3 separate regions of the Homo sapiens genome follow, and regions 2 and 3 are each linked to region 1. A link is a loop called in an ENCODE intact Hi-C map of the cell type or tissue named here. Cell type or tissue: CD4-positive, alpha-beta T cell. All regions are shown on one strand.

Region 1 (8,000 bases):
CCCTTCCCCATTTAAAGTAAAAAAAAAAAAAAGGCATCCAGGAGGAATATATCTCTGCTGACACCTTGATTTTATCCTTAAAAATCTCATTTTGGACTTCTGATCTCCAAACTGTAAGATAATAAATTGTTTTGTTTTAAACCATTTGCGGTAATTTGCTAGCAGCAATGGGAAATGAATACAAATGAATACAATGACAAAAGTCATGAGTGCAGTAACCACAAAGCAGGCATCTGGGCATAATTGCTGGTTGATCATTCTAATCTCTAATCTGAGACCCAGTGTTCCTCAATATGAATACTGGATCTGCACAAAGCCTAGTTTGTTTTGGTTTTGAGTTTGTGGCACTACCCCCCGCTCCCAGTATTCTAGGTTTTACAGACCCAAAACACTGCATCACTATGAAATTGGCCAAACTTGGGAACCTTGTAAATTATTTCAGTTGGACTCCTACAAATTCTCTGGTTTCTAATCTGGAATCCAGGCCCTGGAGAGGTTCTCTCTGCCTGAACACCAGAACCTCTGCCAGAATAAGTCATTCCTCCATAAATCTGTTGTGCTCCTCACTAGTGGTTGAGATTTGATTGATGAAACCTCTGAGGGCTGTCCTGGGCCCCTTGAGCCAACTGTCACCTGGGTTTAGCTACTGTAATCCTTTGGAGAACGCAGAATGCTGTTGAATTATGTTCAAAAGAAGGAGTACCCAATGGTAAAAGTCTAGGCAGAGAGAAAGACATGAGGGCAGAGGGAAACAAAGTGGGGACTATTTCTGTGGCCAATGTCAGGCACAGGCAGGTGGCATTTTATGCCCGAGAACTAATGATTCCCACCCATATTCCAACCTTAATAAATCTAACAATACCACCACGTGTGCTGAGCACGTTAATCAGCAAATAAAAATCAAATTTAGCATTTTTTATTTTTTAAAAATTAAATTATTGAAGAACATGAGTCTTACCGTAATCTCAAATTTTTTTATCACTTTCATTCACCTATTCACCAGAGCTTCAGAATATGTGTCCTTTTTAAAACTGCTCCCTTCTCCTCTGAAAAATGAAAAACAATGCAAATATTGAACATCAGATTCTGAGCTGGGCATTGTACTAGACACATATTTTTAATCTGTGTAAAACCCCTTAGGTGATTACTATTATCCCAATTTTAAGATGAGCAAAGTGTGTTCAACCACATTAAGTTACTTGCATAAGGACTCACTTCTGGAAGCAGGGCTAGTGTTCAGGCAGAGAGAACTTGTCTGGGGTCTGGACTCCAGCTCAGGGATCCTACTTGTCTTTCAGTTCATTTGACCTTTATTTGATAATTGTTTAGTACCTACTGTGTACTAGCTGTTCAATGTGTTGAACAGTGAACAAAACAGACAAAGTTCTGTCCTCAGAATTTACATTCTAGTGTGTTGTCAAGACCCTGGGTTTATTAGTATCTTAAGATATTCAGCCATACACATGCATCATAATACTCCACTCAGATGGAAGCTTCATTCTAAGCAGCATCCTAGTTATACTTTCCTTGGGGATCTGACTTCAATCCTTAACATAAGCCCAACAGGAGTTCTTAAGTTCAGAGTTCCTGTTAATTTATATGTTTTGACAAGAAGAGCTGGAATTATGCATTTATGGTTCAGGTTTTATTTCCATGATTCCCAAAGGGTGACAGCCAATTGTGAGTTTCTGATGGAGTGCATCTGCCTTCTGTTTTGCAATTTGAGGGCCTGAGCAGCACTGGGCCAGGATCAGGCAAAGCAGCTGACACATGCTGGAAGCTCTTTCAATGTTGAATCCAAGCTCTATTGGAATGTGTGAATTCAAATAATTATTTCATATTGTAATCCCTACTGTCCTGACAGTCACTTCTAACATTACTTTTTCATACTGCCCGAAGTTCGGTGGAATTTCTATGAAAATGAGATTTTCACTTTTAAAATATTTTAACAGGCAGTGAGTCGAATTGCTACCATGATTAAAGCACATAGACATAATGAGGCAGATTAAAATTTCTTAGCACCCATAGAAATAGAAATACCGTGCCTAAAAAGCCCTGAATCACAAGCATGCTTAAAAGTATCAAAGATAGAAATCTTGGAGCAGCCTGCCACCTTCAGGATAACTTCCCAGTTAATGCTATCTGAGATCACTGATTTCAGCTTCTATAAATTCCAAATACCAATCCCTGTAAAAATGTTCAGTATAATTAAATAAAGGGCATTTAAATTAGAGTGGCTGAAGCCGTCTTCCTTGCAGTGCTTTTGCTCTGATTAAGCATTATACTTAATGATTACATTAGTTTTCTTTTTAAAAAACTTTCCCTTTCTTCATTTTGGTTCTTTGATTCTTGTTTTATTATTATTATTCTATTCGATTATCTTTACATCAATATTTTCTTACTTTAAGCTGGTTAAAAACATCCACTCTACTTCATTTTGCTAAGCAGAGATCAGAACACTAAAAATAGATTTTGCAGCCACAGTAAGAGAAATACTGTAACTTCCTTCCTACTGCTTCCTTCCTGGTGGGTTTTATTTTAGATTAATAACAATATTTCTAAAGGGTCTTAAATAAAAGCAGCACTACAGTAACCCATTCAGGAAATGGAGAGAGACGGAGAAGGTGAATGTAACACTCGTTTTTTTGTTTGTTTGTTTTTTTTTTCTGACGTCTTATTGTCTGTTCCTTTCATTAAATTACACAGAGGCTTAAAAAGAATGAAGAAGGCAAGAGAGAAGAGAAATAGGAGAGGGAATGACTCAGCATTTAGTAGCATGGAGAAGTAAATTAGTAGCAAAAATAAGATAAGGGAAAGTATAACTAAAATCGATACCATTAGGTCAAATGAGAACGGGATGTAAAAAATAATGGAAAAAGAATACAGTGGCTTGAAAATGCATCAGGCGGGGGGACAGGAAAATAAGAGGCATTTAAATGAGAGCGGCTGAGAACAAATACTCATCGAAAGGGAACATCCTTTCATTATTTTCCTTTCACAAAAGCAGGAAAGGGCAACTTGAGAGCCCAGTTTGACCCTGGTTCAGTAAGTTCCATTTTTATCGGCTAACTCTTTGGTGGCATTGCCCTGTGAAACAACTTCAAGGTCAACTTCCTTACGACTTTGATTTTCAGCTCTTCACTGAAACTTTGGAATCACGTGGAGTCTTATCCAATGCTGGGCCTCACTCCACAAGAATTAAATCAGAAAGTCTGGGGTAGGGCCCGGCACAGAACTTTACAGAGCTTCCCGGGTGACTCCCTCGGAGTTCCAGCGTTAAAAGCAACCGTGGGTCTGGGGACTTAAGCCCCGCCACCTCCCGCCGGAAGCGGCCCTCGTGGGAGCCGTCACTCGCCCCGAAGGGAGGGGCTCCCTTTTAAATGCCCTGGGCAGAGAAGCGGTGTGTGGCCTCCCGAGCGCTAGGGGGCGACGGGCACGCATTTAAGCGCCCGCGGCGGGGCTTCCCCTCACTTGTGCGCATGCTCCGGGTGTCCCGGAGTTGTCCTGCGCCGGTGTTCCCACGTGCGGCCTGAACCTGAGCGCATAATGTTATGAGGAGATGGGAGCACTAGTGATTCGCGGTATCAGGAATTTCAACCTAGAGAACCGAGCGGAACGGGAAATCAGCAAGATGAAGCCCTCTGTCGCTCCCAGACACCCCTCTACCAACAGCCTCCTGCGAGAGCAGATTAGTCGTGAGTGGTGCGAGGGCGTTTCGGGGCCCGGGGGCGCGGAGTCCCTGTGCTGCCCGGCTGTCCCTAGCGTGGGTCCGGAGGCCGAGGGATCGGCGTCAGCCTGCTCGGCCGCAGCCGCTCGGGTTGGCGGAGCGTTGGAAGGGGGAGCCGCCAGGCCGGTGACATTGAGACTGTCCTCCGCGCCCGCGGTGAGGTCGGCGGCCCCGCCTACTTCCGAGACCCAGAGGCAGCAGCCAGTGCTCCCGCTAACCAGGCCCTCGCCGGCTGCTGTCACGGACTTGATACAGGGAATCAAAATCCGAGAGGGTCACAGAGCTTTCTCTAGGGGTCTTCACTGGACGATGGACGCAGAGCCTGACCTGGAATTTTGATTTCCATCTAAAGTATTTTCCTAACAGTCCAAATGATTATGTTTATTTTTTAAAAAAATTAAAGTGGTTAGGCCGGGCGCGGTAGCTCAAGCCTGTAATCTCAGCACTTTGGGAGGCCGAGGCGGGCAGATCACCTGAGGTCAGGAGTTCGAGACCAGCCTGGCCAACATGGCTAAACCCCGTCTCTACAAACAATGCAAAAATTAGCCGGGCGTGGTGGCGCGCCTGTAGCCTCAGCTTGTCGGGAGGCTGAGGTGGGAGAATCTCTCGAACCCGGGAGGCGGAGGTTGCAGGGAGCCGAGATCGCGCGACTGCACTCCAGTCTGGGCAACAGAGCGAGACTCCGACTCAAAAAAGAAAATAAAAGAAAGCGTTTGTGTTAAGCGTTTAGGATATTACAGGAAATTTTCCTTGATTTTAATATTGTGACTTTTTTCCTTTCCTTAGTCTATCCAGAAGTTAAAGGAGAGATTGCTCGTAAAGATGAAAAGCTGCTGTCGTTTCTAAAAGATGTGTATGTTGATTCCAAAGATCCTGTGTCTTCCTTGCAGGTAAATGTGTGTTTAATTAAGTGAATACACAATTTACTTATTTTGGGGCTTCAGGAAAATGATTAAGTGTGGCAAGTAGTAAAAAGAGTGCTCTGCAAGTGTGTGTTGTGATCAATCTACACGCCTTGGCAAAGTTTAAGCACACTGGTGTAAGACAGCAAGACACTTATGCCTTGGTTCACTGGATATTTACCAGAATTCTAAAATAACTTGTGGAAGTATTGATACAAGCAACTGTGTGAATTATTTCATAGTATTTCAGAATTTGTAGGATTTGGTAAGGCATTACTTCCAGTGGTTGTCATTTGAGTGACAAAAGCAGAGCTTTAATATTATTTTCTCATTCTTCTGTGGATTGAGGTATGTTCTAATCTCAGAGACTCCTTTAGTAAGTGGTGTTGTTGGATTTTGTGGGGTGTTCCTGTTTGTTTTTTTAAGGATGTATTCAGATAGGATATTTAAAATTAGAAGGATCAAAGAATACATTAGGAATGGGAACCTATGTGTAAATCCATATTCTGTATTATGTAAGTCCTGGGCACAAGTGCTTTGTATATAGTGATGAACAAAACTAGTCCTTATTTTCACAGGGCCTATGATGTTGTGAAGGACACAGCCATTAAACAAATGAGCAACAATGTGACCATAATTATGGGAAAAGTACGTGCACTGCTGAGTATATTGGAGGGACCTCTTTGAAATGGGAGGATCAAGGATGGTTTCTGAGGAAGTGATAGTTATGTTCAGGCCTGAGGAGGGATCAGTTGGAGTTAACCAGATGAGTTTTTGGGGGCAGGAAGATTCTAGTTAGGGGTAAAGTTTGATTAAAGGCCAAGGAAGTGCCAACAACTTCCAGATTTTTTTTTTCATTCTAAAATATTCTGGTACTGTCCCTCTCTCTCTGGATATTTGCACAGATAGAATTATTAATATAATTTTCACTACAGAGGAGAAATAAAACAAGATTTGTTAATCGCTGCACATAGTAATTGTAGGGTTCAGTTATCACCACATGCTCACATGAAAAAAGTATAGGGTTAATGTCTGTGTTCTTACGTCATTTTAAAATAGGTGTTGAGTAATACTCCCCAAGTATTCTTTCTCTCATGTTACTTAATTATGCATCTGAAAATTCACTCTTGGGAGCAAAAAAAAATTAATGCTTTGTATGTATAAGACTCAGTTATACATATAATGCGTAAAGAGATACGTATATAGTGATATTAAAATTTCATGGGGACATTAGGAAAAGTCTAGATTCCTTAGGGAGAGTGATAATGAAAACTGGAATTGCCTTTTGTTTATGTTCTGTGTCCCTTTTTTTCCTTCGGGCAGTTCATGGTTGTGATGCCTCTAGACATCATTGATACTGTGCCTTTCATATGGCAAATAATTTATTTGTTGTCTGACTTTTTAACATATTTATTCAAAATTCTGTCAAATATTTCAGTCTTTTTGCCTTTTGTGGTAAAGGAATACTGGGCCCACTCTACCATCATATAAACTCTTCTGTATTTTCTTCCAGTAGTTTTATAACTACATTTTATATTAAAATCTTTATCTGGCATTAAATGTGGTCTTTGATGTGTGGAATAGATCAGTTGAACCTCTTTTCAAACAGATGGCTTGTTGTGTAAATATAATTTGTTGAAGAGCCCAGACCTTTCTCCACTTACTTAAAATGCATCTCTAGATACACATATGGGTCTATTTATGGACTCATCAGTTTTACTTATTTTTCTATTTATACACTAGAACCATAGTTTTAATTAATAGAGCTTTATAATGTGTGTTGATATTTCTTATAGTCTTCTCTCATTCTTTTAAAAAGTTTCTGGTCTCTTTTCACACATTAATATTTTTCCAGATGAATTTGAGAATGAAATTGTCAGGTTCTTTAATAAGTCCTATTTGGATTTTGAGTATAATTGAATGGGAATTTATGGATTAATTTGAGGAGAATTAACATTTTAATTATTAAGTCTTTGAGTGGTAAAGGGAACGTTGTTACTGTGATGGGAGCTTTTTTCACTTTAAATTTAAACTGTTTATTGCTGCTACAGTAGTCTTCCCTAATCAGCAGATAGGTTCCAAGACCCTCAGTAGATGCCTGAAACTGAGCGTAGTACTGAACCCTATATATACTGCTTTTTCCTATAAATATATACTATGATAAAGTTTAATTAACAACTAATAAAATGGAACAGTTACAACAATTTCAGGGTTCGAAGATTCATTCTTATTATCCATGTTAGCACTCTCGCCATATGATTTTTTTTCCTCATTAAGTCAATAACTTTTACCTTTTCACTTGAAGGAAGCACTTTATGGCTTCTCTTTGGCATAACTGAGTTGCCAGCATCACTACCCTTGTGCTTTGGGGCTATTCTTGGTAAAGTAAGGGTTACTTGGACACAAGCACAGTGATGCCACACAGTCTGATAACCAGAATGGCTACTAAGTGACTAACAGGCAGGTAGCCTGTACAGCATGGATACACTGGACAAAGGGAGGATTCACATCCTAGACAGGATGGAATGGATAGCGTAAGAATTCATTATGCTGCTCAGAATGGTTTGCAGTTTGAACCTTATGGATTGTTTACTTCTGGAGTTTTTCATTTAATATTTTTGGTCTGTAGTTGACTTCAGGTAACTGTAGATAAAGCCAGGTACTACTATATATCAGAAAGTGAGTGGTTTTTATAGTGTAGCTACCCACATTGCTAGGTTATTATTTCTGTTAGGTTTTCAGTTGATTCTCTTTTCTAAAGATATATCTATGTAGAATTAAAAACTTCTCTTTCTAGTATTTTTACTTCATTCTTTTATTGTGTTGTATACATTAACATGCCAGTGAAAGTAGGCATTCTCATCTGTTCCTTCCTTCCACAGGATGTCTCAAGTGTTTCAGCATTAATTATAATAGAATGATACTTGTTTTCGATTAAAAAATACTTATATCACGTTTGGGACATTTTCTTCTATTTTTAATTTCCTAAGGGTTTTTTTTTTTTCAGTCGAGAGGATTTTGAATCTTCTTAGATTTTTTTGTGTCAAATAATTATTTATTTTAGTATTGACTATTAATTAGAAAGGAAATCTGAATACAGATGTGCTTGGAGTGGAAGGAAGATCTACCTTACCTGGGAATAGGAAAATAGCTTTGAGATTTGGAAAGTGAAAAAGTTGAGAAGAGTGTTTCAGGCCTAGTTTGCAATATAAAGATACAAGAGTGTGTGATGCCTTTGAAGAATGGTTAGAGTTCACTGCAGTTATGAGAAAATGTGAAATGTGAATTTGGGAGAAGTGAGTTGGGATGGAGAGTGATAGGGGTCAGATCGTAAAGGCCCTTATTTTTCTTGCTAAGGAGTTTTGTTTTAT
Region 2 (8,000 bases), 390 kb before region 1:
CTCACCAATATGACAATATTGCACCTCTTCTCTAATTTCTAACAACTACTCTTCCTTCTCACTTCCAGTTGATGTGTCATAGAGAAATAGGTGAAATAAAACAAAAACAACTCAACATTCCAACACGTAGTTCACCACCTCCAGCCATCTTATTCTGTATTTTTAAGATTTACTTTTTTTTTTTACTCTTCCTATTAGGATAAAAATTTTTTCTTGAGCCTATCAGAGGTTGATATGTCATTTGTGTAATGAATACTATCCCCTCTCATCTTTTCAATGCCTTTATTCTTGCAATTATTCCCCTTCTGTTCAGCATCTTTTTTCTTTCCATTTAATAACTGCCATAGCCTCGCAAACATGTTCTAACATCTTTTATCTTGAAAATACCATTTCTTGATCCCTATATGTCCCTCTGTCCTATTTTTATGCTTTATTTTCAATTAAATTCCTGGGTAAAGTTTTGATATTTGCTGATTCACCTCCCATTTTCTATATGACCCACTCCTATCAGATGTTTTTCCCCAACTACTCAACTTAAACAGCTTTTATCAACATTAGTAATGACCTATTTCTTGCCAATACCAATGATTAATCTGTTTTCCTTTATTAGCTTACCCATTCTTTCATAAAATACTTCTCTTGGATTTCATGACAGACATCATACCATACCACACACACTTGATTTTTCTTCTGTGGACTAGCCTTATTTCTTGCTTTTCTTTGCTGGCATTTTCTTGATTACTAGCAAGCTGAATATCTAAAAGTTTTTAAGAGTTTTAGCTTTTACATGTAGGTCTATGATCCTTACTGGGTTAAATTTTATAATATGAGGTAGGTTCATTTTTAAGTGTATCAGTATCCAATAGTTCTCTCACTATTTGTTGAAAAGACTATCCTTTCACCATGGAATTACCTTTGCCAAAAAGCAGCTGATCAAACGTGTATGGGGGCCTGTTACTGGAGTCTCTATTCTTTTCCACTGGCTATGTCTACCCTTAGATCAAAATCATACTGTTTTGATTATTGTAACTTAATGGCAAGTCCTGAAATTAGGTACTGGAATTCTTTCAACACTATTCTTACTCAAAATTGTTTCGGTTAATCTAGGCCCTTTGCATTTCCATATCAGTTTTGGAATGCATTTGTCAATTTCTACAAAAGAAAGTTCTCTGGGATTAGGATTTTGATTGGCAGTCCTTTGAAGCCATAGATAAACTTCAGAAGAACTTTTAATAATATTGAGTCTTCCAATTTATGATTATGCTATCTCATTCTATTTACTTGAATATTCTTGAATTTTTTTCAGCAATATTTTGGAATCCTTGGCAAACAAAATCTGACGCATATTTTGTTAAATTTAAACCTTGTTTATGTCATTAAATGGTGTTGTTTTCTAAACTCTAATTTTCAAATTGTCTTTTCATGTCTATAAAATACAATTAATTTTTGTGTGTCACTGAACCCCGCCACCTTGCTGAACTCATAGTTTTTATATATATTTGTAGAGATTTTTTTAGGATTTTCTATATGAATAATTATGTCATCTGAAAATCAAGACAGTTTTACTTCTTCTTATTCAATCTATATGACATTTATTTCTTCATCTTCCTTATTGCATTGACTAGTTACCTCCAGTAAAATGTTGAGAGAAGTGGAAAAAGTGGACATCATTGCCTTTTTCTCAATCTTAGGAAAAGAACATACATTTTTATAACTAAGTATGATATTAATAGCAGGTTTGTCATAGATATCACATATAAGGTAGGGAGTTTTCTTCCATTCTTAGTTGGCAGAGAGTTTTTATCATGAATAGATGTTGAATTTATCAAGTGATCTTTCAGTGTCTATTGAGATGACAGTTTTTCTTTTTATAGACTTGATATAATGAACTGATTACTTGTAGAAATTTGAATAACCTTGCATTCCTAACATGAATCTAATTTTCTTGTCATATGTCATCCTTTTTGTTTGTTTGTTCTGAGGCGGAGTCTTGTTCTGGAGTACAGTGGCGCGATCTCGGCTCACTGCAACCTCCCCATGCCGGGTTCAAGCGATTCTCCTGCCTCAGCCTCCTGTGTAGCTGGGACTACAGGCACATGGCGCCATACCCGGCTAATTTTTGTATTTTTAGTAGAGACGAGGTTTCACCATGTTGGCCAGGCTGGTCTTGAACTCCTGACCTCAAGTGATCCACCCGCCTTGGTCTCCCAAAGTGCTGGGATTACAGGCGTGAGCCACTGCACCTTGCCATCATATGTCATCCTTTTTATGTACTGCTGGATTTTGCTTGCTAACATTTCTGCTTTTATGTTTGCATGTGATATTGTATTGTAATTGTCTTTTGTCAGGTTTCGATACCAGTGTGGTGCTAGCCTCATAAAACAAGCATCCAATCTCCTAATTTCTCTAAGAGTTAGTATAGAATTGGTATTACTCCTTCCTTAAATGTTTGGGAGAATTTAATAGTAAGGCCATTTGGCCTGGAGAGTGTTTGTTTGTTTTGTTGCTTTTGAGAAATGGTGTTGCTCTGTTGTCCAGGCTGGAGTACAATGGCACACTCACAGTTCACTGCAGCCTCGAACTCTCCAGCTCAAGTGATCCTCTCACCTCAGCCTCCCTAAGTAGTTGGGACTACAGATGAGCACCACCACGCCTGGCTAATATTTGTATTTTTTTTGTGGAGACAAGGGACAGGGTTTCACCATGTTGCCCAGGCTGGTCTGGAACTCCTGGTCTCAAGGGATCCACCTACTTCAGCCTCCCAAAGCCACTGTGCCTGCCCTGGCCTGAAGTTTTCTTGTAAGAAGTGGTGTGTGTGTGTGTGTGTGTGTGTGTGTGTGTGTGTGTGTGCAGAGAGAGAGGAGGGAGGCTTAACCAAAGATTCTGAGTACTACGATAAATACAGAGATACTCAAATTTTCTTCTTTTGTTGATTTTTGACAGTTTGCGTCTTTTAAGGAATTTGTCCATTTCACCTATGCTTATTGGCATAAAAATGTTCATAATGTTCTTTTAATATCCTTGTCCTTTTAATGACTAAATTTCATAGTGATGAAACCTTTTTAATTCCTGATACTGATAATTTGTTTATTTTCTTTATCAGTTTGGGTAGGGGGGTTATCAATTATATTGCTCTTTTAGAAAAACAACTTTTGCATGTATTTCCTTCCATTTATTTCATCCCATTTATTTCTACTATTTATCATTTCATTCATTTTGCTTGCTTTGGTTTCAATATGCTGGGGGTTTTTTCTAGTTACTTAAGACAAAAGTTTATTGAATTGAGTTCTTCTTTTTAATGTAAGCAGGTACTGTTACAAATTTTAGTGTTTTCATTTTAATTTAATTCAACGTATTTTCTAATTTTCCTGTGATTTTTCCTGATTCACAGGTTAGTTAGAAGTATGATTCTTAATTTCCAAATATTTAGAGTATTTCAAGTATCTACTTTATTTCTAGTTTAATGCCATTATGATCAGACTATACACTTTGTACGATTTAAATCTTTTTAAAGTTGATGACATTTGTTTTATGGCTCGGAATATGGTATCGCTTAGTGAATGTTTCATGTGCACTTGACAGGAGTGTGTATTCTGCTATTGTTGGGTTGGTCACCTATAAACGTCAATTAGGTCAAGTTGGTTAGTGCTTTCCAAGTTTTCCATATCCATACTAATTTTCTGTCTACTTGTTCCATCTGTTACAGAGAAAATTAATTGTTGCACTTGCCTGCCTCACAGTCCATGGACAAAAGGCATCTGCATTCTAACAAGAGTTGCTGGCCCCAGAGCGGGAAGAGGGGACGGCGCGACTGTGGGTGTGAACGAGGCACTCACTTCGCACTCACTGGAGTAAATATCTTCTCTTTGGTCCGGCCAGAGGATAAACCCATAGTCCTTAAGTCCTCTCCTCCGCCTCAGCAGCAGTTCTGTTTTTTTTTTTTTACCAGGCCCCGCCTTTCAGCCGAACGCACCAATTAAAGGTACAAAAAAAAAAGTTTCTCAGTACCTCGTCCCGGACTGACGGACTCTCGCGAGAATTCGTGGGGCTCCGACTGTTTCCGCGCAGATATCGCGAGGCGATTGGTAGCCGGGGGAGGGCTGCGCCGTGGCCCCGCCTTTCCGGAGCGCGGGCGCGCGGTGGCGGGAATTTCGCCTGTTTGCGGTTTAGACCCCAAAGATTCCTGTTGGTGGTCTGGGTCACAGGAGGCAGGTTTCGGGAGCTGGAAATGTGAGCGGGTACGACAGGCACCGCGGGTAACCGACGCCCCGGGTCCTTGCTGCAGCCGGGTACGCGGGATACCGGCACCCCGCCTTCTCCGCCCGAGTGCTGCCAGGCGTGGGCCTGGTGGGTCTCGCCTCCTCCTTGGAGGGTCGGGGTTGGCCCTAGGGGTTGCTTTCCTAATTTCCACCCCGAGCCGGGGAGGGAGCGTTCTCCACCCTGCTGCTGGGAAACGGGCGGAGAGTGGTTTAGAAACGTTGCGGAGGGCGCAGTTCTAGGCAAGCCCGGGACGCTATGTCCTGCAGACATTTCTTTGCTTTTCACCTTGTCCTGGGCTGCAGAGCCCGACTTAGTGGCCGGATTTCGAGGTCCCTGCCACAGCCAGTTGGTTGTGCATTTTGTCTTAAGTTCTGACAGCCTTGATGGACGGAGGGCGAGGGGGAATTGGGAATTTGGCCTCTGGGTTTGTTCGTTTGTTTTTCCTTCCTGCTGGCGGACGTCTTGAGAACTTTCTGAAGTAATCCCCACTCTCTCGGCCCCACCCCCCCCCCCCCAACAGGAATCTCTTCACACCTTCTCTTTGGAGCCCTTAATGATACGACGAACCCCAAGTGTTTCAGAACATGAAGTAAACAATGGAGAACTGTTCTGCTGCATCGACGTTCCTGACTGACAGCTTAGAGCTGGAGCTGGGGACGGAATGGTGCAAACCTCCTTACTTTTCTTGTGCTGTTGACAACAGAGGAGGAGGAAAACATTTTTCTGGAGAATCCTACCTCTGCAGCGGAGCCCTTAAGCGGTAGGTAAAACTCAGAGACATTTTCCCTCATCTGATTATTCACCAGTTTTTTAGGAATGTTAGTTATTTCAGCCCATTAAACTTTGGTGTTCACCAAGTCGTGTTTTATAAATCAGCTTAGTATATCATAAGGGTACAAATGATTATCAGTTCTGCTGGCTTCTTGGTAAGGGCATATCTAAAGTATTTGGGGTATTAGGGAAAACTTCCTTGGTAACTGATGTTCCCTTACTGTAGGGAGCTGGGCACTAATTTTTCTTCTACTTAAAATGAATTCCTAACTATCTGAGCCTTTTGCAGTAGTATTTCCTTCTAAAGAGTGTGATAATATTCTAGAGCTTTCCAGTAATATTTAAGAGAGACAAACATTTTTTATTGCCCCTGTTCCTTCTAATCCTACCTGCACATATAGAAGTGTATAGACTTATTTTGCCTTGGGCAGGTACATATATATTACAGTAAAACTGTTCTTGAAATATTTTGGTAATACCTGCTGAGGCAGTTTCAGTGAGGAAACTATTTTTGTTGACCTTATAGTTGTACCTTGTTAGAAATCTTAAATAGAATACTCAACTTCATTAGTTGGATACTATTCTCCAGACATGGCTCAGAATAACTGTTAGCAGTTTTAAAATTAAATGTCCCCTCAAAGGATGAAATTCTACAACTGAAGACTACTGGTGAAGACAGGCAGAAATATGTTTTTTAGAATTCTTGTTGATTTTTCCTCTTAAGTTACATTACACTTTAGTCGTACATTTTATCAATATAGAAGATTGACGTTTTAATACAGTCTAGCTATTGTAATCTTGAATGTGTAAAGTACCAAGGCATTTTCTGACTTTTTATACATGTCATGTATAATATGGATTCAAATAATGTAAAGAAAAGAGCCGTCGTATTATGGTACTTAGTATACTTTTTATGAGATTGAAACAATTTTCATTTCAGATTGATTTTGAATCTTGACCCTTTACCAACTAATTTTGAAGAAGATACCTTGGAAATATTTGGCATTCAGTGGGTTACTGAAACAGCATTAGTGAATTCATCTAGAGAACTCTTTCATTTATTCAGGTATTTCTTCGTTATAACTTTCTGTGAGTGTAGGTGTTGTTCACTTTTGTAAATTACGTTGTTGGGTGGCTTCTAATACTGATATTACAAAAGACCAGAGGAATTGTGCTGGTTGCTCACTTGATTATCTTACCAGTAACAATAATCAAGCAGCAATGCCTGATGAGTAATGGTTTTAATGAGTTGCGTTTTCAGAATCTTTATTCTTTGCATTTGACACATGTATTGACAAATATTTAAGGCTTTGAACTATAATTTTTAGAAGAAAATTAAAATATTTTTGTTGTGCAATAGCCATAGTCTTTCAGTGATCTTTAGAGTATGGTCTTAACAAATAAATTGTTTAGACTGTGTAATAGAAATATTAATTATTTGGACAACATTTAAAATTTTTTTAATGAAAAATTTTAAGCATACACAAAATAATAATATAATGAACATCCATATACCCTCCTTCAGTTGCAGTAAACAACAACTTTTTATTACATTTCCTTCATCTGTCTTGTCTCCTCTTCTTTTGGCCTAAGTATTTGTAAGGAAATCCTAGGCATCATGTCGTTTCACCCATAAATACTTCAGTATGAATTTCTTAAAAATATGTGCTTTTTAAAAACGATGAGGACGGCCAGGCGCGGTGGCTCATGCTTGTAATCCCAGCACTTTGGGAGGCCGAGGCGGGAGTTCGAGACCAGCCTGACCAACATGGTGAAGCCCCTTCTGTACTAAAAATACAAAAATTAGCCAGGCGTGATGGCATGCGTCTGTAATCCCAGCTACTCAGGAGGCTGAGGCAGGAGAACTGCTTGAACCCAGGAGGCGGAGGTTGCAGTGATTTGAGATTGCCCACTGTACTCCAGCCTGGGTGACAGAGCGAGACTCTGTCTCAAAAAAAAAACTCATCTCAATTAATAAAAATTAAAGTTCTTCATTATCATTTAAGACACAGTTCATATTCAGATTTTAGGTAATTTTAAACAGGAGTCAGTTATTGAAAGCTAATTATTCCAAAACACAGTAAAAATCTATATGTGATACATTTAAAGGAAAATGGAGAGGTGGAAGGAATTCTCTCACCATCATCCCATGAAACCTTTTGAAGAGACTTAAACTGTATCTACGCCATGTCATACGTTTTATTGATAGAACAGGCTCAGTGAGTGATCCTCTGTAATCCTGAAGATTACAGAATGAGCGAGTCTTTATCTAGGACATAGGTTATAAATATGGGTTAATTTTTAAAGACTTTGAAATCAACTAGGAAGAATAGCAAGAAATTGCTATCAGGAATTAAGATGGAACATGATAAATAACAGCTTTCCCTGATACTTTAGTCTACATTATTCCTTTTTTGAACTTCTATTGTATAACTGTATGATACAGTTTAAAATTTTATTATGTAACTGTTAACCTAGAATGTTTTATGTATCTTAAACTTCTTTTTTTTTTTTTTTGAGAGGGTGTCTCACACTGTCACCCTGGCTGGAGTGCAGTGGGGTGATCTTGGCTCACTGCAACTTCCGCCTCCCGAGTTTAAGCGCTTCTTTGCCTCAGCTTCCCGAGTAGCTCGGATTACAGGGTCCCCCCACCACGCCCGGCTAATTTTTGTGTATTTTTAGTAGAGATGGGGTCTCACCATGCTGGCCAGGCTGGTCTTGAATTCCTGACCTCAGGTGTTCCACCTGCCTTGGCCTCCCAAAGTGCTAGGATTACAGGCGGGAGCCACTGCACCCCATCTTAAACTTCTTTTTTTTTTGAGACGAAGTCTTGCTCTGTTGCCCAGGCTGGAGTGCAGTGGTGCGATCTCTGCTTACTGCAAGCTCCAGCTCCTGGGTTCACACCATTCTCCTGCCTCAGCCTCCCGAGTAGCTGGGACTACAGGCGTCCGCCACCATGCCGGGCTAAT
Region 3 (8,000 bases), 270 kb after region 1:
TTAGGAGAGCAGATGTGGATGCTGTGAACCACATAGAACATATCTCCGGGGGCGTTAATGGGGAAAGAGCTAAGAAATGGGTCATAAATTGGCCAGACTATAGCGGTCAGTGTATGAAATGCTGAGAGCTCATAGGTGCTCAGGTCATCTTGAAGAAAATACATGCTTTGCAGGAAGAATGAGGGATTGAGGAGATGCTGGTCAAAGGCTACAAAATATCAGTTAGAAGGACGAATAATTTCAAGAAATCTATTGTATAACTTAGTGACTACAGTTAAAAGAATGTATTAATACTTGAAAATTGTATATTTTAAGTGTTCTCACCACAAATAAATAATATGTGAGATAATGCATATGTTAATTAGCTTTATTTAGCTATGCCAGAATGTATATGTATTTATAAACATCATGCTCTATGCTATAAATATATACAATTTTATATGTCAATTAAAATAAATAAGAAAAGAATACATAAGAATGAGGCAATATCTGTATGGGAATTTCTGTGATAGATCACTGAGATGAAAAGTATGTTAAAGGACCCATCTCACAAAATGGAAATCATTTTGTCAAAAAAATGAATGTGGGAGAAAAGAATGAACAAAGGATTTGATGTTTTGTACTGGGGAAAAGAATATGGTTGTACCTATTCATAGGGAAAATGGTAGTAGAGCTATCTTGGTTAAAAAAAAATAAGTAGCCAGGTGCAGTGGCTCATGCCTGTAATCCCAACACTTTGGTAGGCCGAGGCGGTGGATCACGAGGTCTGGAGTTCAAGACCAGCCTGGCCAACATGGTGAAACCCCATCTCTACTAAAAAAATACAAAAATTAGCCAGGCGTGGTGGTGGGCACCTGTAATCCAGCTACTTGGGAGGCTGAAGCAGATAATTGCTTGAACCTGGGAGGCAGAGGTTGCAGTAAGCCGAGATTGCGCCACTGCACTCCAGCCTTAGTGACAGAGCGAGACTCTACCTCAGAAAAAAAAAAAAAAAGGCAAAAAAAGCAATACTTCTATCACTGGCTCTGCAAATGTGATAGGCTGTTATCCAGACATAGAACAAGGAAGAGGAGTGGCTATTGGACAAAAGAGGAGAAGATGTTGGTGTGAAGTATATGTGGAAATCATTACTCAAGACAATTAGGATGGCTAAGCCTGTTTTGACAGCATACTTGGAAAGAGAAGGATGGTGTCAGACAAAGATCAGAAAACCAGACTCCTAAATTAAAGAAAAAGAAGAAGTAAAGAGAAAGTTGACCATGAATCAGTTCAATGATAGATTGATGGATTTGAAATAGGCCTTTGAAAGAAAACATCAGATGTGTACTATCAAACTGTGCAACTGTTTAGGATAGAACTTTTCACTGTGCTAAATTAGATCAGCGCATAATTTTCAGTTAATTTTTGACTGATGGAAATATCACTTTGATGTGGTCTGCTGTATCTGACTTCTCCTCACGTTTGGATTTCTGCTACTGAAAGTGCACTCCAGGGACCAGAGCTATAACCAAGTGCCAAGCCCCATTCCAATAACAAAATTAACCATTATGGCTCTTTAGGAATCTCCAAGATAGTCTTCAATTTTAAATTATCTCCTTTCCTTTCTGTGCCCCTACACATGGTGAGGCCAGTATTTATGCCTGGCTTTCCCAGATAATTGCTGGGTGGCTACTAGCCCTAGTTGAGACAATGGTTTAGAAAAAGCCTCTTACTGATTTCAGAAAGTCTACATATACCACAGAAGACATACTACTTGCTGTGGCCCCTACCTCCAGGACTTCACGGACCAGTTAGCTACAGATTAAAAAACTTTGTCTAGGGAGACAGACTTAATGCCGATCCAATTTTCTTCAAGAGGGAAAGTCCGAGTCCAAATATCTGTTGTATCTGTTGTGGTTACCACCTTTTGAGTGCCCTTCCTCCAAGGTCAGTCTCCCTCCATTGCATTGTCCCCAGTTATGATGAAAGTTTCTCCACAGGTTAAAAATTACCACTCAATCTACAGCCTTTGGGACATAGAGGAAACTTCTGTGGCTTGTTAAATCACTGTATTTCGGTATTTCACACAGTATATGCTACTGACATTTAATCAGAAGAAACAACTTTTTTCTAAAACTAAATTGTTAATAAGGAGATTACAACTATTTGACAAGAATAAAACATAGTCTAAAGTTTGGAAAAAGTGCTAGGGGAAAATGGAGTAAACTTTGATGTAGTCATGAGGCCCTTTATACTCTTGTTGATTAAAATTTGCCTGATAAATTACTTTCTGGAAATAAAATTTAATTCCTCCATGCCACTCACACTCCCCAGTGTCAGGGCATTCAATAATAAATGGGATCTGGATAAAATGCATTCTTCAAATGTAATTATTACTTTAAATATCATATAATGATTATCTCTTCTTTAAAAGACGCTTTTACTTTAAGACATGCATACCAAAATTTTATAGATTAAATAATATGTCTTGGATTTGCTTCAAAGTAATGCTTGTGTTAGTAGGAGGGAATATGTGGAAGTATAGCAAAAAGATTGAGTGGGAGATAATGTTTGAATCTGGGTGATGGCTACTTGCGTGTGTATTATACCACTCACTCTACTTTTGAATATGTTTGAAATTTTCCATCATAAAAAGCTCAAAAATAATATAATGGTCACCCTTAAAGCCAGTCAGTTCTCATCAACATTATTACTTTTCTCAAAGGCAAATCATTCAGAACTACAAAGCAACTGTACATTATACTCACTACTCACCTCTGACCCCCTAGGTCTTCATTGGGCAAGCAATGTTGGCAAAATGTTTTAACTTTCCAGGGAAAAGCTTCAGGGAATTCAGCTTGACAGGGTGAGTGTAGAAGAATTTATACTAAACTTTTATGTGTTTCTGCAGAATCCCTTCCTGCTGGATCAAGAGACCTATATGTTCATATGCCAGAAAAAAGGTGAGGCTCTAAAAAGAGAGGAGAGATTATGGACAGAACTTGGTTTTATTAGTCTCTATGAGCCCTGGAATCAAAATATATGTTAAAAGATGTTTATAAGATTTACTCAATTAGAATTCTCTTGAAAATTCTATTAAGTACTTTTCTAATACTCTTCTTTTTTGCAAAATACCAGAGTTTCTGAGTTCAAGTACAATTTCGCCCAGAAAAACAATAGTACACCCAAATGTACTGATTGTTTTAGAGTTGGTCTGTTACATCGCTGTTCACAGATATGTTATGCCAATTTTTCAACCAGCTCAGCAGCTGCAAGATTAAATAATAAGGTAGAGACCATTATGGTAAGTGCAGGTATAATTTTAGTTATAGATAGAGAGATGGATATTGTTTATAAGTTGATCCACTGTTTATGGGAATTTTGGCATAGTGTTATATATTCAGGCTTGACTGGGTCAAATCTGTCTTGACTTTCTCTCTTACAGCATAGCCTTGGGCAAGTTATGAAACCTTTCTGTGTCTAGTTTTTCCCTAAGGTCTTTCACTGTGTGTAAATTAACTGAATTTATGTTCATAAAGGATCCAGAACAGAATTAGTTCTTGTGCTTGTGCTTATGAAGCTTATAGTAATAAATATGCTATTAGACTTCAATCCTAGAATGTTAGACCTGGAAGAAAATACTATAATTGCTTAGTCTATTTCTCTTATTTTATAGTTAAAAAGCTTGAAAAAACTGCCAATGTCCAGGTTCCACCACCAGAGAATTGGGCCTGGGGTAGGGCCCCCAGGCAAATCTAATATGCTAAGAGGGATGAAAACCATGACTTACAAGTTACAGGAAACTGTCCTACTGGAGGCTTTTCAGCTTAACTCTAATATCTGGCATCTGGATAGATCATTCTATGTGGGCTCTCAGCCCTTCTCCCAACATGTCTGTGCATCTGTTCCTTCTGTGTTAGAGCAGAGTAACACAAACATATAATTAGTATGCTCATACCTAATATTTATAACTCTGAAACCTCTGATTTTTCTTTCCCAGCTTAAAAATACTGATGTGTTTTAAAATGCCACTTGTGAAAAGGCTAGCATTGCAGGGGTAGAGGTGAAAGCAATTTGCATAACTTCTGGAGCTTAGAAAGGAGCCTGGACTAATACAGTAATAGTGCTTTGGACAGTAACAATTTTCTGCCATCTAGTGGATAATTCAAAGAATAAACCATACGTTTACTTTTTTTTTTAAAAAATCGCATTTTCATGAAACTATGACTTCTAAGTATCCTGCCACTTTTTTTTTGTTAGTAAAACAACTACTTTTCCACAAACAGTTCCTCAAATTTATTCTTTCATTGGTTTTATTGATTGATTCTTTTAATGTGAATAAAATTATGCCTCCTTTTAAAATGTTGCTAGAATGATGGGGCACAGTGGCTCAAACATGTAATTCCAGCACTTTGGGAGGCCAAGGCAGATGGGTTGCTTGAGCCCAGGAGTTGGAGACAAGTGTGGTCAACATGGTGAAACCCCATCTCTACAAAAAATACAAAAATTAGCCAGCCATGGTGGCGCACACCTGTGGTCTGGGCTACTCGGGAGGCTGAGGTAGGAGGATCGCTTGAACCCGGTTGGCAGAGGTTGCAGCGAGCTGAGATAGCGCCACTTCACTCCAGCCTGGGTGACAGAGCCAGACCATCTCAAAAAAAAGAAGTTGCTAAAAAATGTGGACACACAAAATATAAATCCAGCATGCTCCATTTCTAAATGTTTGCCTACTTAGAGGCCTGTAATAAGGATCAATTGTGCTTATATTTGGCTCTTTCTAAAGTTTCTCCTTTCTAATTTTGGAGGTCGTAGTGTCCAAGGTTAAGAGCATGGTTTGGCCCTAAAGCCAAACCTCTTACTTAAAACTCTGGCCTTCTTGTAATAACTGTGGGATCTTGGAGAACTTAACTTCTTTGTGCTCCAGTTTTCCTATCTGGTAATGATAGTATATACTGCATAAGGCTACTGGAGGAATGAAATTCATGCAGTCCTTGGTGTTCAGTGTTATTAATGCTTTTATCATTATTGTTTACATGTGTATCAATGTTTACCAGTTTTGAGGAAGAAATTCAGAAGTGACTTGTCCTGTGACTCAATTCAATTTTAAAACTCAACATTTATTTAAGCTTATTTTATACCCAACATTATGGGAAATACAATGCTGAATGAGACATTGCCCTATTTTGAATCAATAGTTTCAGATGACTATAGGATAATTAACTATATAACTCAAAGCAAATATAATGAGTATGATATGAGAATTGTCATAAATACATAGGAGGGGGTGAATATTTCCAGCTGGAAAGGTTGACTTGTGAGTGATAAATGGCTAAATTTTAATTTGGAATTAATTGCATAAATGGCGATGATAGGGAGGACTACCCAGGTAGGAGACTATTTTGAGCAAAAGAACCAAGTTGAAGAAAATCCAGTATTTATTTATTTTGGGAGCAATGAGTAATAAGATATGGCTAAAGCAGAATGTTTCTTCATTCTTTCACCCAACACTTATTTCAGCACCTTCTCTGTACTAGGTTTTGTTCTAGGCAATGCATATTTGATGGTGAATAGAATAGACAAAGACTCCATCCTCAGAGGTACCTATTCTAGTGGGGAAAAATGCTGATAGAGTAGCCTACGAAGAGCCATGAGGCCAGATTTTGGAGGTGAACTAATGGAGAGCCAGTAAAGGCTGCTGAGCAAGATGAAGCCATAATCAGATGCTAATTAAGAAATATTGATCTGGTGGAGGAAAGGTGTAGGATAGATGAAAGGATGAGGCCATGGAGATACAAAAACATGTTTTAACAGGAGATAATTTAAAGCATCTAGATGAGAGGTAATGAAGCTTGAACCATGGCAGTGAAAAGGAGAAAACAGTCTTAAGAGACATTCAACAAGTGAAACAAGACCTGCGACCAGCAGGAAGTGGGTATGTGGGAAAGGGGAAATGGTAACACTAGGCTTTCTGCAGAGAGTGGTGGCACCATGTATTTGTATTAATAGCATCACTGATATCATAGACTCTGGAATCAGATCCATACGTATTGTAATAACTCGAGCCAATTATTGTCCCTCTTTTAACCTCAAATTCCTCATCAGTACAATGAGAATAATTTAAAGTACCAGTTTATTAGATTATTGTAGAAAATGAAGGCAAGCGCATTTCATATTCCTAGGGACATGGAGAGTGCTGGAGGTTCTTACTGGGGGAGGTAAAGAAAGCTAAGACAACATCACCTACACCTGCCTGCATTTGCTTCAGATGTATTTGAAAGGGAGATTGTTGTCACTTTAAGGTAACAATTATTCACAAAGAAGATAACTAGCTGAAGATTTTCAACAATTATTGTACATTATGATTACAAACTAAAGGTCTTTAATATTTCTTTTGAGAATCAAAGCAGTTGTGGGTTTTGATATTACTCTCCTCATAAACTGACAAAAGCCTCATACTGGCAGCTAGAAACATACTTCTTATGAGAGATAATAGAAGATTTTATGAAAAACCTAAGAATGAGAATTAAAGTTTCAATACCCAGAGAGTTTTTATTTCTCCCAGTTTTAATATCTGTCTCTGAACATTTTCTAGCTGTGGACTTGTATTTCTGTTCTTAGAAGCTACATATTGAGTTTAATACTGGGGCATCAGGCAAGAAAAGTGTGGGTGCTAGTTAAGGACCAGGTAAATGGATAAAGAAATGCCTAGATGTTTATTTTCTAGAATTCCATCCGAAGTAATTATGTTAATATCCTAAACTTATATCCACTAGGAATTAGTGCACATTAAGAGAAGGAGAACACTGGAACAGGAAAGGTGAAAGTGTCAAAAAAAAAATAGGAAGCTTAATAAGGAAGAACAAGAGAAATGCTGTACCATGGGAGGATTGAGGCAGCCCATAAATGCTGTTCTGGTATGATAAAATAATTTAATATGTCCAAAGCTACACATACTCAGCGTAGGTTAAAGTAAAATTGGCTGCATTTTTGAGGAACACAGAGAATGCATTTTGAGATTTAATCAAAGTAAGTACAATTGCATTTCTAGCTGTCTGTACACACATGATACAAAACTTGGACAGATTGACTCCAAATTTGGCAGGCATATTTAGGATGGTCTGGCTTAACAAAAAGCTATGCAATGCCTAAAACATCTACTTTGAGGGCCCTAGAGGAAACTTCAAATATAGGCAGTTATTCTCCAAAGCACCTGAAAATTAAGTGTCTCCAGACACCCTGTGAGTGCTGGTTGAGAAAGGCATATTCTATAGATTAATAGTATATGGACAGAGGAAACAGTGGTATCAAAATCAAAACTTCAATGAAGATACTTGAAACTAGAGGCATTAATTTGCCATCTAGCTGCTTCTTACATGGGCAACTCTATACAACATGATTGAGGCCAATAGCAAAAGGGATTTACATATTAATCATGATTATTGACAACTGACACTAGGAGAATATTATAGCAATAATATTTTCACAACTAGAATTTAATTCAGAAAGTATTTATTGGCTGTCTACCCAGTGCCAGACACTTCACTAAGCACTGAGTTTATCAAAGATGAATAAACATATGATATAGGGTCGAGTAGGGGTGGGAAGGAAGGTGAAGATAATTGACATTTTAATAACTTTATAATATGTTGAATATGTTCCAGGTAGATGTAAAGCAGTTTGCATATATTTTATTTCATATTCACATCAAACTTTTTGAGATTTATACTGGAAAATTGAGAAACCAAGGCTCAGAGTTCGGTAACTTAACCAAACGTCACATAACAAGCCCGTGGCAGAGCTGGGATCTGAAACCAGCTTTTCTGACTCCAAGAACCATCGTTTAACCAGGTTGCCTATCACTCCTAACTGTAATATAAACCAAGTTGTTTAAACTTCTCACAGAATTATAAAAAAGAAGTTGCAGGAAATGATTAAATTTTGCTAAGGGATATTAGTAAAGGTTTCACATAGGAGGCAACTTTGATCTGGGCTTTAGAGGTTGACTAAAATTTTGACAGGCA

The links. Hi-C counts contacts between places; a loop is a spot of excess contacts. Peaks named below come from ENCODE experiments on the same cell type or tissue, not always from the same donor. Only the 100,000 strongest peaks of a DNase experiment are listed, where the experiment ranks them.
Region 2: a loop joins it to region 1, with 7 times the contacts of the local background. A loop is called at or near these places in 19 of 110 quality-filtered maps.
Region 3: a loop joins it to region 1, with 5 times the contacts of the local background. A loop is called at or near these places in 57 of 110 quality-filtered maps.

What each region holds. Positions count from the first base shown.
Region 1 is chr6:96,893,361-96,901,360 of GRCh38, reverse strand. It overlaps NDUFAF4 (NADH:ubiquinone oxidoreductase complex assembly factor 4), which reads left to right and starts at 3,470. Exons shown (of 3, transcript NM_014165.4): 1 at 3,470-3,695; 2 at 4,514-4,617. The coding sequence starts at 3,560. It also overlaps a transcript of KLHL32 not described here. RefSeq lists an enhancer at 3,548-3,647. In CD4-positive, alpha-beta T cell, CTCF peaks have their summits at 3,234 and 3,436 (motif pointing right); DNase peaks (open chromatin) are centred at 3,430 and 3,890; H3K4me3 peaks cover 1,975 bases; H3K27ac peaks cover 1,798 bases.
Region 2 is chr6:97,279,334-97,287,333 of GRCh38, reverse strand. MMS22L (MMS22 like, DNA repair protein) reads left to right here and starts at 4,118. Exons shown (of 25, transcript NM_001350599.2): 1 at 4,118-4,238; 2 at 4,781-5,020; 3 at 5,972-6,097. The coding sequence starts at 4,857. RefSeq lists enhancers at 3,842-3,901, 4,282-4,541. In CD4-positive, alpha-beta T cell, no CTCF peak of the experiment used is centred here; a DNase peak (open chromatin) is centred at 4,043; H3K4me3 peaks cover 1,898 bases.
Region 3 is chr6:96,623,062-96,631,061 of GRCh38, reverse strand. No RefSeq gene overlaps it. Among named protein-coding and RNA genes, the nearest start is that of FHL5, 64 kb to the right of the region's middle. In CD4-positive, alpha-beta T cell, a CTCF peak has its summit at 4,164 (motif pointing left); no DNase peak of the experiment used is centred here.